Linked DNA regions of Homo sapiens: region 2 is linked to region 1. The links are chromatin loops, found by intact Hi-C in ENCODE. Cell type or tissue: heart right ventricle. All regions are shown on one strand. Links, peaks and the distances in the headings refer to the core of each region. The heading gives the core; the rest is flanking DNA.

The links. Peaks named below come from ENCODE experiments on the same cell type or tissue, not always from the same donor. Only the 100,000 strongest peaks of a DNase experiment are listed, where the experiment ranks them.
Region 2: it touches region 1 in a loop (3-fold over the local background); 11 of 110 quality-filtered maps call a loop at or near these places.

Annotation. Positions count from the first base shown.
Region 1 is chr10:114,262,889-114,270,874 of GRCh38, reverse strand. The region is part of intron 5 of VWA2 (von Willebrand factor A domain containing 2); the gene reads right to left. Among named protein-coding and RNA genes, the nearest start is that of VWA2, 28 kb to the right of the region's middle. RefSeq lists a silencer at 5,718-5,918. In heart right ventricle, for the core only: no CTCF peak of the experiment used is centred there; DNase peaks (open chromatin) are centred at 4,182, 4,904 and 5,304; H3K27ac peaks cover 2,158 bases.
Region 2 is chr10:114,178,114-114,186,099 of GRCh38, reverse strand. It overlaps TDRD1 (tudor domain containing 1), which reads right to left and starts at 6,747. Exons shown (of 25, transcript NM_001395205.1): 1 at 6,684-6,747. In heart right ventricle, for the core only: no CTCF peak of the experiment used is centred there; a DNase peak (open chromatin) is centred at 3,969; H3K4me3 peaks cover 587 bases; H3K27ac peaks cover 1,055 bases.

The DNA.
Region 1 (7,986 bases), core at 2,026-7,025:
GAGCAGAGCTTGGCTTGGGCAATGGGCTTATCAAAGAAAAACAGAGCATACCAACATGGATGAATCTCCGAAGAGGAAGACTACACTCACGCCACTGACTCCCAAGCGCCCCCAACTCCTCTCACACCCTGCTGGATCACACATTAGATACCGAAGACCACCAACCCGATTCTGATCTCTACTAATACTGTTTCCTTCACCAAAGAGCTCTTGTGTTTAAAAAGAGTGTTCCTCCAGGGCTCCTGGGAGGGCAGAATGGCTTCCATTTCTAAAGGATAATATTAGCGCTGACATTTTACTTTGTGCCAGACACTACACACACACACCTGTTACTGAATGTAATCCTTACATCCATGGTAAAAGGTACTAATCTTACCCACATTTGACAAATGAGGAAACCCCACTCAGAGAATAGTGATAACTGGTAATATTTCCTGGGCATTTAGCATGTGCCAGACGCTGTGCTCAACCCATGTTTAGCTATATATGCTTAGCATATTATCATATAATTCTCGCCACAGCTCTCTGGAATAGAGGAGTCCAGAAAAGGGGCCAAACTAAGGTTATGCCGCTCATGAGTGGTGAAGGCAGGACTTGAACCCAGGGCCCTCCACTTCCAAAGCCCAAGTTCTTAAACAGATAGTTACATAGTTGTGAAGGCACCTGACTCTCATCTGGCTAGTGGAGGTCGGAACTGGAGTTTAAGCCCAGTCTGGCTGAATTTGAAGCCAATACTCTTTCCTCTCCAGGGCTCAGCTTAATCTGGCCTGCTGCCCATTTTTGTAAAGTTTTATTGGAAAACAGCCACACTCACTGATTTAGGTACTGTCTACACAGAGACCACTGGCCTGAAAATTAAAATTATGTACTATACAACTTTTACTGAAAAAGTTTGCCAACTCCTGTTCTAAACTGTCCTGCTTAAATGCTCACAAGACTTTCTTCTCATCCAAAGCCAAGGTGCTTCGGTGGCTTTGAAGCAACCTGCTCCTCTACCCACTGGCCAGTGAGCCCTATGGCCTCCTGGCTATGTTCTTGGATCCTGAGGTTCTAAACCAGTCCTTGCCTTCTTTCCCCAAAGCCTCCCCTCCCTTGTGGTCCATCTGATCATTATCACTCCTACAGGCTCACAGCTTCAGGAGTGAAAAGAAAAAGTGCTTGTTCCCCATACTCTTTTCTGTTTCTCACAGGGGTCTGCCCTTGGCCCCTTCAGAATTAAACTGTTTTTCCTTTCCATCTACCACCTTCAGGGGAAGGCTTGGGTTCCAGCCAGATTTTGTTTTCTTATTTTTTTGAGACAGAGTCTCACTCTGTCACCCAGGCTGGAGTGTTGTGGCATACTCTCAGCTCACTGCAACCTCCACCACCTGGGCTTAAGCGATTCTCCTGCCTCAGCCTCCCGAGTAGCTGGGACTACAGGCACTCACCACCATGCCCTGCTAATTTTTGTATTTTTAGTAGAGACAGGGTTTCACCATGTTGACCAGGCTGGTCTCAAACTCCTGACCTCAGGTGATCTGCCCGCCCTGGCCTCCCAAAGCGCTGGGATTACAGGCGTGGGCCACCACGCCTGGCCCATCCAGATTTTCTAATGGGTCTGGGCCTCTCTCTTCACAACCATCAGCCTGTGGTTACAGAGAAATTAAGTTTCAGGGACATGAGAGCCCAGGCTGCCCACTGCACAGGCCTGACGGTACTTACCCTTCACGTTGCTCAGCACAGTGATACCAATGCTGTCACCCTCTCTACCTCAGCACCCTGTTAAGGGTTACCACAAGAAAACTGTCTGCTGGCTTGCGACCAAGGTAAGGTGAGATTCCCCATGGCTTGACCTCTGAGAAGTGAGAAGAAATCCCTCCGCTTGGCCGGGCGCGGTGGCTCACGCCTGTAATCCCAGCACTTTGGAAGGCCCAGCACTTTGGAAGGCCGAGGCGGGCGTTTCACAAGGTCAAGAGATCGAGACCATCCTGGCTAACATGGTAAAACCCTGTTGCTACTAAAAATACAAAAAAATTAGCCAGGCATGGTGGCGGGTGCCTGTCGTCCCAGCTACTCGGGAGGCTGAGGCAGGAGAATGGCGTGAACCTGGGAGGCGGAGCTTGCAGTGAGCCAAGATCGCGCCACTGCACTCCAGCCTCAGCGACAGAGCGAGACTCCGTCTCAAAAAAAAAAAAAAGAAAAAAGAAAAAGAAATCCCTCCGCTTACTCCAGGAAGCACTTCTGCCTAAGAGTCTGTTCTGAGCTCAGGGTCTATTTCTACGTTTAACAAACGAGGAAACCCCACTCAGAGAATAGTGACAGTAACTGCTAATATTTCCTGGGCACTTAGCGTGTGCCAGGCGCTGTGCTCAACCTATGTTTACCTATATATGCTTAGCATATGCCCATATAATTCTCACCACAGCTCTCTGGAATAGGAGAGTCCAGAGAAGGGTCTAAACTAAGGTTATGCCACTCATGAGTGGCGAAGGCAGGACTTGAACCCAGACAGGGGGCTCTGAGGCCAGAGTCTCACCAGAATTTTTCTAATTTCTCTCAAATTGAACTAAACTAGGTTGCAAGTTGAAGGTTCACAGATCAGCTACTGTCTTGGGGGTTATGACTGCCATGTATGAACTTTTGGGGGTGGGGGGTGGGAGGGCTAGAATCAAAACATTTTGCTATCAGTGCAGACAGGTAATTAAGAACATGAGTTCCAGAGGTGGAGGGGCTCAAATATTAGTTCTGAAATATCTTAGCAGGTAAACTTGGAAAAGTTACTTGACCTGAGTCCCAGTTTCCTTCCATGTTAAAAGGGGAAAGAAATAGTATTGTTAGAGGATGAAATACTGGGTCTAGCACCTCTGAGGACCTAGTGGGTGGCTGTTACCAAAATGAACCCACAGCAGCCTACTGTAAGAAGTTTATCTTTTGAGTCTAGTCTCAAATTCTAGTGTTCATAAAAATCTCTCAGGAGACTTAATGATGTAGATTTTCAGGTCCTATTCCCTGACAGTCCAAATTGGTGGGTCTGTAACCTGGCCTGAAAATCTAGATTTCAAACCAGCACTCCCTCCCCTCCTCCCTCACCTTCCTGCAGGTCATTCTGATGTCAGCAGGCCATGAAACGGACTAAGAAAAATAATTCATAAGAAGCCAGGCACTGTGGCTCATGCCTGTAATCTCAGCACTTTGGAAGGCCGAGGTGGGTGGATCACCTGAGGTCAGGAATTTGAGACCAGCCTGGCTAACATGGCGAAACCTCATCTCTACTAAAAATACAAAAAAAAAAAAAAATTAGCCAGGTGTGGTGGCGGGGGCCTGTAATCCCAGCTATCGGGAGGCTGAGGCAGGAGAATCGCTTGAACCAGGTAGGCAGAGGTTGCAGTGAGCTGAGATTGCCCCACTGCATTCCAGCCTGGGTGACAGAGAAAGACCCTGTCTTAAAAATAACAATAATAATAATTCATAAGAAAACCCAGCCGGCGCGGTGGCTCACAACTGTAATCCCAGCACTTTGGGAGGCCGAAGCGGGTGGATCACCTGAGGTCAGGAGTTCAAGACCAGCCTGGCCAAGATGGTGAAACCCCATCTCTACTAAAAATACAAAAATTAGCCGGGCATGGTGGCGGGTGCCTGTAATCCCAGCTACTCGGGAGAGTCTGAGGCAGGAGAATCACTTGAACCTGGGAGGCGGAGGTTGCAGTGAGCTGAGATTGCACCACTGCACTCCAGCCTGGGTGACAAGAGTGAAACTCCGTCTCAAAATGAAAAAGAAAGAAAAGAAAACCCACTGTAGGTACAGGGATGTTGATTACAGCTTTTTTTTCCAGCAATAGACAAAAATTCTGGAATCAAATGTTACCTTTTAGGAGAATAATTAAATATATTGTGATACCTGAACTTGGATTATTAAATAATCATTAAAAACAATCAACATGAAAAATAATACAGCTTTATGTAAAAGCACATACCAAATAATATTAAGGGGGAAAAAAAAGGACAAAATGCTTTGTAATTCTAACCCAAAAGCCATATTTAAACGTTAATGTGGTTTGAAAGGGGCCGGGGAAGGCTATCAACCGTTTTCTGCCAAGGTAAAGTGGAGACAAAGCTATGGAGGGAGTCCAAAAAATTCAGTCACAGTAAACACAGGGTTGTGTTACTATGAGATTAATGAAATGAGCAAGCCCGGGCAGCCAGCAGGCCAGGAGCTCTGTGCATTCAGGAACCAATCACCAGCCAGGTCTTATCTTGATTTTATGTCATCGTGGGGTGCAATGTTGGAAGGTTTGACTGCAATGTTTTTTAAACTTCTTGCAAGGTAGCAATAAGGTGGTTGTCAGAGTGGTTTCTTCACTACCTCAAAACATACTTTTGGGGGACTGCCTCGGTCTGGAAAGGCAAGTGTCCTGGGTTTGAGTTGAGCTGTCCTAATCAGTCAAGCATCTAACATTTCACTGTCACTCGAGGGGATGGATACCCCATTCTCCCTGACATGATGATTACTCATTGCATGCTTGTATCAAAACATCTCACATACCCCATACATATATATACCTACTACGTACCTACAAAGTTTAATTTTTTTTTTTCTTTGAGACGGAGTCTTGCTCTGTCACCCAGGCTGGAGTGCAGTGGCGCGATCTCGGCTCACTGCAAGCTCTGCCTCCTGGGTTCATGCCATTCTCCTGCCTCAGCCTCCCGAGTAGCTGGGACTACAGGCGCCCGCCACCACGCCCGGCTAATTTTTTGTATTTTTAGTAGAGATGGGGTTTCACCGTTTTAGCCAGGATGGTCTCGATATCCCGACCTCGTGATCTGCCCACCTCGGCCTCCCAAAGTGCTGGGATTACAGACGTGAGCCACCGCGCCCGGCCAAAAGTTGAAAATTTAAAAAGAAAACTTCACTGTAGAAAAAGAACAAAGTGCTCCGGGGAGGTCATCACTCCCATTTGGCCCATGTTCCTCCATTCTGATTCATAACAGCCTGTCTTCATTTTTAGTGTCCTCAGTGACCCCACAACTGGGGCCAAAAATCAGTGCCTCCTTTCCTTGTTTGTTGTCACTTACAGTTGTCCTAGGAAACATAAGTGCTAATCATACACAGCCCCAGAAGAGCAGACCTTGTTCAGACACATAAGAAGTCTTCATTCTCCACCCTCAATGTCCTCAATCTTAGTGTGTCTCTCCATTTCATATGTCATAAATAATGCTCTCAAGCCCTTAGTTATGACCTCAACACAGCTGAAAAGCAGCTCAACTAATCATCTAGGGGGTGTGGGAGAGGGAGCGTGGTGAGAGGTGGGAAAGGACAGCTGGGTGGGGCCTATTGGATTGGCAGTGTAACCCACTGATCCTGGCCAGGGCCCCTGTTTCTTCTTAGCCTCAATATCCTCCTCTGTAAAATAAGGGAGGGAAAACATACCAGATGATCTCTAATGCTCCTTGCTCCTTTTTGTACCAATTCTTTGAGATTTGATTAGTTTTTCAGACAAGAGCAGAGGTGAATTCTTTGAGTCAAAGTCACTCAAATGGTCTTTGACTTTTAGCCCTAAACTTAAACCAACAGCCTTTTCCTCCGAAAATGCATACTGCATATAATGGGTAAATTTTTTTTTTAAACTACCTTATTGATAACTTACATAACATAAAATTCACACTTTTAAAGTGTACAATTCAGTGATATTTAGTATATTCACAAAGCTGTGCAACCATCACCACTATCTAAGTCCAAAATCTATTCTTTACCCCAAAAAGAAGCCCTGTACCATTAGCAGCCATTCCTCATTCCCGTCAGCCCCTGGCAATGACTAATCCACTTTTTATCTTCATGTATTTGCCTATTCTAGACACTTCACAAAAAGTAGAATCATGGCCAGGCATGGTGACTCATGCCTCTAATCCCAGCACTTTGGGAGGCCAAGGCAGGTGGATCACCTGAGGTCAGGAGTTCGAGACCAGCCTAGCCAACATGGCAAAACCCCGTCTCTACTAAAAATACAAAAATTAGCCAGGCATGGTGACGAGCGCCTATAGTCCTAGCTACTCGGGAGGCTGAGGCAGGAGAATCGCTTGAACCCGGGAGGTGGAGGTGACAGTGAGCCAAGATCGTGCCATTGCACTCCAGCCAGGGCGACAGAATGAGACTCCATCTCAAAAAAAGAAAAAAAAGTTGGCCGAGCACAGTGGCTCACGCCTGTAATTCCAGCACTTTGGGAGGCCAAGGCAGGCAGATCACGAGGTCAGGAGATAGTGACCATCCTGGCTAAAACGGTGAAACCCCATCTCTACTAAAAATACAAAAAAAATTAGCCGGGCGTGGTGGCGGGCACCCACAGTCCCAGCTACTTGGGAGGCTGAGGCAGGAGAATGGTGTGAACCTAGGAGGTGGAGCTTGCATTGAGCCGAGATAGCACCACCGCACTCCAGCCTGGGCAACAGAGCAAGACTCCATCTCAAAAAAAAAAAAGAAAACGTGGAATCATATAGTATATGACCTGCTATGCCTGGCTTCTTTCACTTAGCCTAATGTTTTCAAGATTCCTCCATGCTGTACCATGAATCAGTATTTTGTTCATTCTTACAGTTGAATAGTATTCCATTGTTTGGATATACAACATTTTGTTTATACATGCATTAGTTGGATATTTTGTGTTGTTTCTGTTTTGGAGCTGCTATAAACAGCACTGGTATGAACATTAGCATACAACTATTTTCGTGTGCACGTGTTTTTAACTCTCCTGAAGTGGAATTGCTGGGTCATATGCTAAATCTATGTTTAACATTTTGAGGAACTGCCAAACCTTTTTCCAATGTGGCAGGCACCACTTACAAATCCCACAAGCAATGGATGAGGGCTGTACTTTATCCACAGCTTTACCAACACTTGTTTTTGTCAGTCTCTGAGCCATCGTAGTGGCTATGACATGGTAGCTCACTAAGGTTCTGATCTGCATTTCCTTAATAGTTAATGATGTTGACAATCTTTTTGTGTACTTATTGGCCATTTGTCTATCTTCTTTGGAACAATGTCTACTTACAAGGTTTCTTTGTGAGGTGATAAAAATGTTCAAAAATTAGAATAGGGTAAAAGTTGCTTAACTCTGTAAATATATTCAAAACTATTGAATTGTACACATTAAATGTGTTAACTTTATGGCATATAAAATATATCTCCATAAAGCTGTTTTTAAAAAGTTAGCGTGTGTAACAGTCACAGGGGAGGGTGGGGAGACGCCTTTTAAAAGTGCAGATTCGGCCAGGCACGGTGGCTCACACCTGTAATCCCAGCACTCTGGGAAGCCAAGGCGGGCAGATCACAAGGTCAGGAGATCAAGACCATCCTGGCTAACACAGTGAAACCCCATCTCGACTAAAAAATACAAAAAATTAGCCAGGCGTGGTGGCGGGCTCCTGTAGTCCCAGCTACTCGGGAGGCTGAGGCAGGAGGATGGTGTGAACCCAGGAGGCAGAGCTTGCAGTGAGCAGAGATCGTGCCACTGCACTCCAGCCTGGGCAACAGAGTGAGACTTCGTCTCACAAAAAAAAAAAAAAAAAAAAAAAATGGGGGAGATTCCTGGCTGGGCACAGTGGCTCACACCTGTAATCCCAGCACCTTGGGAGGGCAAGACAGGTGGATTGCTTGAGCTCAGCAGTTCAAGACCAGCCTGGGCAACATGGGGAAACCCCATCTCTACAAAAATAGAAAAATTAGCCCAGTGTGGTGGCACATGCCTGCAGTCCCAGCTACTTGGGAGGCTGAGGTGGGAGGATGGCTTGAGCCTGGGAGGTGGAGGTTGCAGTGAGCCAATATAGCACCACTGCACTCCAGCCTAGGCAACACAGTGAGACTGTGCTTCAAAAACAAAGCGCATATTCCTAAATATACCAAGAGCAGACAGTGATTCCACAAATCTGGGAGGAAGCCCCTGCACTGTGTGTCTTAGTCAAAGATACGGAGCAAGGCTGAGACTGTTCTCTGTAAGAAGCCAATTCTCGGAGGCC
Region 2 (7,986 bases), core at 1,946-6,945, 85 kb after region 1:
CAAGTACAGAAAACATCAAGTAAGATCACAGAATCAAGCCCAAGTAATCCAAGTATCAATGAGTTAGTCTTAGTTAGATAAAACTCAGGGAGAAAATTATTCAGTAAAATGTTAGGCACAAAAGGCACACATATAACCAAATTATATGGTAAGGTTCCAAGTAAAAGGACTAAAATATGTGCTATGCAAACAACTAAAAGATGTAACGTTAGGCCAGGCACGGTGGCTCATGCCTGTAATTCAAGCACTTTGGGAGGCCAAGGCAGGTGGATCACTTGAGGTCAGGAGTTCGAGACCAGCCTGGACAACATGGTGAAACTCTGTCTCTACTAAAAATACAAAAAATTAGCCAGGCGTGGTGGTGTACGCCTGTAATCCCAGCTACTTGGGAGGCTGAGGCAGGAGAATGGCTTGATCCTGGGAGGTGGAGGTTACAGTGAGCCAAGATCACACCATTGCACTCCAGCCTGGGCAACAAGAGCAAAACTCCGCCTTGAAATAAAAGAAAACAAAAAAGATATAATGTTAATATCAGTAGCACATAAAATCAAACTCAAGGTAGAAACTATTGAGACACGTGAAGATATTTTACATTAATTAAGAAAACATAGGCTGGGCACAGTGGCTCACGCCTGTAATCCAAGCATTTTGGGAGGCCAAGGCAGGTGGATTACTTGAGGTCAGGAGTTCGAGACCAGCCTGACCAACATGGTGAAACCCTGTCTCTATTAAAAATACAAAAATTAGCTGGGTGTGGTGGCACGCACCTGTAGTCCCAGCTACTCGGGAGGCTGAGGCAGGAGAATAGCTTGAACCCAGGAGTCAGAGGTCGCAGTGAGCAGAGATGATGCCACTGCACGCCAATCTGGGCAACAGAATGAGACTCTGTCTCAAAAACAAAAAACAAACACTCCAAGGAGATAAAGCAGCCAGGAATCTTTGAATCATTATAATGTTGTTTTGAGGTGTGTAAAACAAAACCCGACTGAAGGAGAAGAAATTCAGTCCACTATGATTAGGACACATCTATCTTAGACAACTACTACTCAGAAAACAGGCGATAGTAAAGACTGTATGAGTAACAATAAACTTGACCTAATTGGGACTAATACAACCAAGAATATTCCTTTTTTTCAACACTGAGTATATGCTGGACTGCAAAAACCACCTCGACTACAAAAAAACTAGTATCATACATGCTACATTCACTCATCACAATACACACAAATCTCCATCTCAGATTATGCTTCACAGAGAATCAGACTGCAATAGCCACAGGTGAAGAGTTTCTTTAGTTTAAAAGTAGTTAAAAAAATCACAAAGGAAATGATAGCAAACATAACCATGTGACAATTAAAACTTACCAAAATAGCAAAGAGTCCAGGAAATACTATCACAAAGATGACAAATTTGATACCTTTTCAAAAGTGGGATAAATATTAAGAACCTCCAGAAACTGTAGCAGACTCAAACGCTATTCAACCTCTGATTTGCCAGCTACAGTTAGCGACACTACTGGCCACAGAGTTCTCCTGAGGGGGGCTTCTGAGAAAGCTCTTCCCTATCCTGAAGAACAGGAACAGATGTGGCTAGCACAGGCCTTCACCCCTTTCTTCCTGCAACACATTCCTGAGGCCTGGAGACTTATCACCCATTTTGTAATTAGGGAGTAATAAGCACAGCCTGAGGATGGTGAAGGAGAAAATGCAGAGCCAAGTGTGTCTGGCGGTTCCTTTGCGTCATCACTCCAGCTCTGGTTTGCCTATGCAGAGACACGCTGAGGCATCAAATAAGCTGTTATTTGCAGGCCAATCAATACAGTAAAATAAATGACAAAAAGGCATGAACAGAATGCAGAGAGGAAGAAGGTAAGTTCATAAACATAAGGGGAAAAGCATTCAACCCTATTTATAGTAAAAAAAAAAAAAATTCAAATTGAAATAAGTATGCATTTTCTGCCTAGTGGGTGCAATTAAAAAATTAAGCCACTCATTACTGAAGGGAGTATCAATTAATATACTCTTTCTGGGAAGCAATTTAGAAATATATAAGTATATATCTATGGGGTTTTTAAAAAGCATTCCTAGCCACTGACTTGGTACCTCTACATCTAGAAATCATGCCATTAAAATAATCCTAAATACCAAAAAATGCCATATATAAAAATGTCCCGTTCAAAATAGCAAAAAAGGCACGGACACAGTGGCTCACACGTGTAATCTCAGCACTTTGGGAGGCCAAGGAGTGGTGGGCTCCTGTAATCCCAGCTACTCAGGAGGCTGAGGTGGGAGAATCGCCTAGAATCTGGGAGGCAGAGGTTGCAGCGAGCCAAAATTGCGCCACTGCACTCCAGCTTGGGCAACGAAGCGAGACTGTCTCAAAAAAAAAAAAAAAAAAAAGTTAACTGTGATGGCTTTAATAGACAGCCTATTATACTATCATTCAGAATCTTAGTTTCCAGAAACACCGTAAAATGTCTGTTAGAATGGCAAATGAAAAAGCAGTAAAAAACCTGTATATTCAATATAATTATAACCGCAAAAGAAAATCAAAACTCCAGGTTAAAAAAAGATGAATGAAACATATTACATTATAAATAACAATGAGTATTCTGGGGTAGGTGGGTTGATGAGGATATCTTTTTCACTGTCTTTTTCATTTTCCAAATTATATTGAATGAATCATTTTTATAGATGAAAACATTTTTAAGACTGAAGTATCATCTAATAGTAAACCTTTTTTCCAAAAATGTGGTAACTTAATTCTAAATCAAGTAAAGGATCAAAGCAATATTTAAACCATAAAACTAGCGTATAGTCATCTTCTTAAGACACTGAGTTGGATCCTCAGTATGCTGCTGTGTGTTACACCCGAGAGTCTTTCATAACACTGTCCTTACTTAGTAACTCATGCTGGCTGTCAATCTACAGTCAGCGCCTCAATACCCTGTATTACAGTTACCTATAGACAGTTATATCTGTCATTTAAATTATTTTAAGTTGCCTGAGTGCAGGAACTCTTATTTTTAAAAATCTGAACAAAAATACCTTTGACTTCCTGCAATATCCACCATGGTGCTTTATAGAACTAGGCATTCAAAAGATATTCGTATGATTGGCCGGGAGCGGTGGCTCACACCTGTAATCCCAGCACTTTGGGAGGCTGAGGCGGGCGGATCACGAGGTCAGGAGATTGAGACCATCCTGGCTAACACAGTGAAACCCCGTCTCTACTAAAAATACAAAAAATTAGCTGGGCATGGTGGCGGGTGCCTGTAGTCCCAGCTACTCGGGAGGCTGAGGCAGAAGAATGGCATGAACCCAGGAGGCGAGCTTGCAGTGAGCTGAGATCACGCCACTGCATTCCAGCCTGGGCTACAGAGCAAGACTGTCTCAAAAAAAAAAAAAAAGATATTCGTATGATAAAAACTATTTTAAATGCACTATTGCACTGCTTTCATGCCAACCTGGACAGGGAAAATGACACCTGCTGTCCGAAATGACATCTGGCAGTCTTAAGTGGAGAAGCACATCAGGCTATGAGGTTTACTGAAATTTAATAACAAAACTTCATGTCTCAAAACAATTCCTCCAAAATCCAAAAATTAGTAAATATATTTGACTTTAGAAACAACATCCGCGTTAGACTCACGATAAAGTTTAAGTAGCAAATAAAGAGGATTTTTACTTAAAAGAAGGTCCACCCTATTTGGAGAATGTTTGAAGGACTCACCCTATTCAGGAATTTTCGTTACAACACCCAGGGCAAATAGACATCTACACCTGTTCTGGGACCACAAACTTCTTGTTTCCTTTCATTCGGGACAGCCAATTGTGCTGCAGTGTTTTTTGTAAAATGGTTCCCCTTCCCAGCTGTTGCTGCCCTGTGACCACAACCTTTCAAAAATATCTGAGACTCTTATACTGACATGACTCTCATAATGGAATACAAGATTCCAGACACGGGTTGGCAGCCCGTCAACAGGAAAGTCAGGATGTCCCTGAGTTTGAACACTACCATTTATGCATTAACTTTTGGAGCAGGTGGCCAGTACTACTGTGAATCCAGATAAAACGTTCAGTCACCTAAAACCTTTTGGAATTTATTTTTAAATATGTAATTATCATACCATTACATGGACTTTGATTTCTTTGATTTACAGTTCTATGAATGTAACGCAGGCATAGATTTAGGCAGCCACCACAACTGGGATACAGAATAGGCTTTTAAGGGTGAATTTTTTTTTTTTTTTTTGAGATGTTGTCTCGCTCCATCGCCCAGAATGGAGTGCAGCGGCATGATCTCCGGCTCACTGCAACCTCTGCATCCTGGGTTCAAACAATTCTCCTGCCCCAGCCTCCCAAGTAGCTGGGACTACAGGCATGCCCCATCACGCCCGGCTAATTTTTGTATTTTTAGTAGAGACGGGGTTTCACCAGACTGGTCTCAAACTCCTAACCTCAGGTGATCCGCCCGCCTCAGCCTCCCGAAGCGCTGGAATTACAGGTGTGAGCCACCGCACTGGGCCGTGAATTTTTAACATTACAAAACACCAGTAAGACTTAGCATCTATTCCTACTTGGTTCATCCTGTATCAACCACTGGGAATATCTGAATCACAAGTAGGCAGGCCCTATGGCATAATACTGTGATTCCCAACCTCAGGCTTTAGACTTGATACCCAGGTAAACAAATGTGACAGATTATTGCTGCACAGGCCCTGAAGCCACATCGGCTAACCTCACCCAGTTTTAAAATAATTCCCCCTATATACAATCTACTATTTTTTCATGCTACTAGTGATAAATAGAAATATATTTAATCATTCTGGAATCCACAGTAATTAAATGTTGATTCAGCTAACATAAAAGGTTAACTAGAAGGGTCTCAACATTTCTCTACGTTAAAGAGTACCTCATTTTCTCAGAATTAGGAATCACTGATGTACTAGAAGAGTAGTGGACTGAAAGTGACTCATTTCTATAGTTCTACAGGCAAAAATGAGGGCTCAGCTTTCTGGATTTCTTTGTTCTGTACTTCACGCTTTGAACCCATTAAGTCCTGAAGCTCCCTAAGGGTAGACCCTCTCTTTTCTTTGGAATCCTATCGGTTCTCCCTGATGTTGCTGGGGGCTTCCTAAGATACACTATGAATAGTGGGGTAAGTCATTTCTTCTCCCTCTAGGATACCACAGGCTGGAGTTCTTTTAACAACAAAAGTGTATGCACAGATACTCAGCTGTCATTTTTTTCCTTCTCTGATGTTTGCTTTTGTCTTCCTGGCAACCCCATGTATTCTGCAAGAACCATTCTACTCAAAGAAAACACTCCGGTTTTGGCTGGGCGCTGTGGCTCACGCCTGTAATCCCAGCACTTTGGAGGCCGAGGTGGGCGGATCACCTGAGGTGAGGAGTTGGAGACCAGCCTGGCCAACATGGTGAAACCCTGTCTCTACTAAAAATACAAAAATTAGCAGGGCGCCGGTGGCTGGCCTGTAATCCCAGCTACTAGGAAGGCTGAGGCTGGAGAATCGCTTGAACCCGGGAGGCGGAGGTTGCAGTGAGCTGGGATCGCGCCATTGCACTCCAGCCTGGGCAACAAGAGTGAAACTCTTACTCAAAGAACAAACAAAAACACTCCGGTTTTAAACAGACAAAACGCAACGCTTCGGTAAAGCATGAGCTCTTAAGTCAGCCAGGTAAGTCTCGTCTTCCTCATTTAGCCACGCTATCTTGGGCAAATCACTTCATCTTTCTAGGATTCAGCGACTGTAAAATGCAGAGGGCAGTAGTTAACTTCCTCACAAATCCTAATCACGAGAATTAAATGAGAGACGAAGTAAATCACTTAGCACAGTGGCTAGTACTTCCTAAGGGCTTAAAGGGCAGCTATTATTTCTGCTTTACTTTTATACCACTCCTACAAGCACAAAATTTCTTCCATTCCTGTGGAACCAGCTTGCAGGCTTAAGATGAAAATAATTTGAGGACTAAAGTATTTTTATTTCGTTATTCCTACAGATAAACAAGGGAGACGTGGGAAGTTGGAATAACTTACCAAACCACCCAGGGCCAGCACCTTACACAGTTTAGATAAAAACGCAGGTCAGACTCCACGGCCTTGGATTTAAGCATACAGCACCGTGCTGCCTCACTAAGGAAGCTGGAAGCATTTAGCTCCCTTAGTTCAGAAGCCCAGCAGGGCTAACGTATTTATAGCAAGGACCCTAGGGCCCGGAAAAGCTACTGGCACACAGCAGGAACTCCTTAAACAAACTAGCGCCAGCTGACCCACATCTAAGTAAATGCCCTAGCACATCTTCCTTTCCTATAGGAGGAAAGTAGGGAAAAAAAAGTCTAGTAAATGTTAATATTGTTTGTATCGTAATTTTTAGTCAAACGAAGGCACTGAATCCACATGCAAGTTTCTCTTAGAGAGAAGGTGAACGTTTGCATTTGAAGGAGTGATGCCTGGAAGCGCTATTTCCAAACTCAGAGAATCCTCCCACACCAAACCCTCGCAGCAAGGTTCCAAGTCTCCTCTCTCCACTTCCAGGCCCCTTGTACCCGCTCAACGCCCAACCTCAACGTCCAGCGCCCAACGTCTGGCCCCCAACGACCGAAGCCCCCTCCCTTCCCCTTCATGCAGGCCCTCTCCCTCCCCTATACGCCTGGGAACCCTGACCTGGAAAGAGGCAAGAGGACCGCGGATCCGAACCTGTCTCTGCGGTCTGGCGGTGATGGCGACTGCCGATGCTGGGAGCCCTGCCGCCTGGGATGCGCCCTGCACTTCCCTCGCCTCCAATCCCCAGTGCGCCCTCCTGGCCTCAGCGCACGCCTGCGCACTCCGCGTCCACGTGCAACTCAATGTGCCCACGTGTTCCCTCCGCCTTCCCCGGAAGCAGCTTGTGCTCTAGTTACAGGCTCAAAAAGTTCCTTTGCAGAAACTTTTATTTTGTTCTAGCTTCTTCTAGAAAGATGTCTCTGGCAACGCCTTTGGCAAATTTGGGCGCAAAGATGCAGACTTTGTCTCCTCGAAGGTCACTTGGGTCACCGTGGCCACTTAAAGGTCTTCCAAGGTTTTCCAAATAATCAACAGCCTCTGCCTGGTCTTGGAAAGTAAACACACACGTGCTCATACTTTTTTTCTTTGCTTCCTGACTGAGGGCATGTGATTATACCTGTTGGTGTTACTTAAAGACAAGCTTTTTAAGTTTTGTTTTTTTTTTTTTTTGCTATGGAACTTTTCTAACAATTTCATAAGGGAACCCTTGTGTGCCTATCATCTAGTTTCTACCTTATCAATTCATGGTTAATCTTGTCTACATCTGCAGCCCAGGCACTCTTCGGGCAATGTTTTGAAGCAAATCCGAGAATTGTAAATGTGAGACAAAGTAGCGAACGTCTGCTTCTGGCCCCCAGCATAGTCCTCCCTCACTGTGAAAAAGCCACGTTTGTTCACTGTGTTTGTCAGCATTTCAGACCCCTTGACTTAGTAACATCTCAGCCCTCCAGAAGAATGCCTTGAAGACTGCGGAGAGAACTCAGGTTCCCACCTCTCAGAGTCACTGCATTTTTAGAAAAGATACTTTCAGAGATCTAGGCCTTGCCTTTTTCTGTACCTAACGGACAAGATTAATGATGATGCCTAGACTTACTCTCGCACCCAAACTTTGAAAATATTTTGATCTTATATAGCTTCTGGGCACTTTTAATGTAACCCCTGGGCAGAACCTCTACCACCTAATATTTAAAGTGTGCTGACCCACTGCTTTGGAGTAGTTTAACAGAAATTCTCTGGGCTCTCCCTGGTTGCAGTCCTCAGTAAGACTCTGAATAAAACTAACTTCACTAACTTCAATTCTTTAAAAGCCTGATTTTTTTTCTTTAGTTGATGTGTCTTTTAAATTTATTTTTTAGAGCAGTTTCAGATTTACAGAATAGTGAAATGAAAGTGCTGACTGGGCGTGGGGGCTCATGCCTGTAAT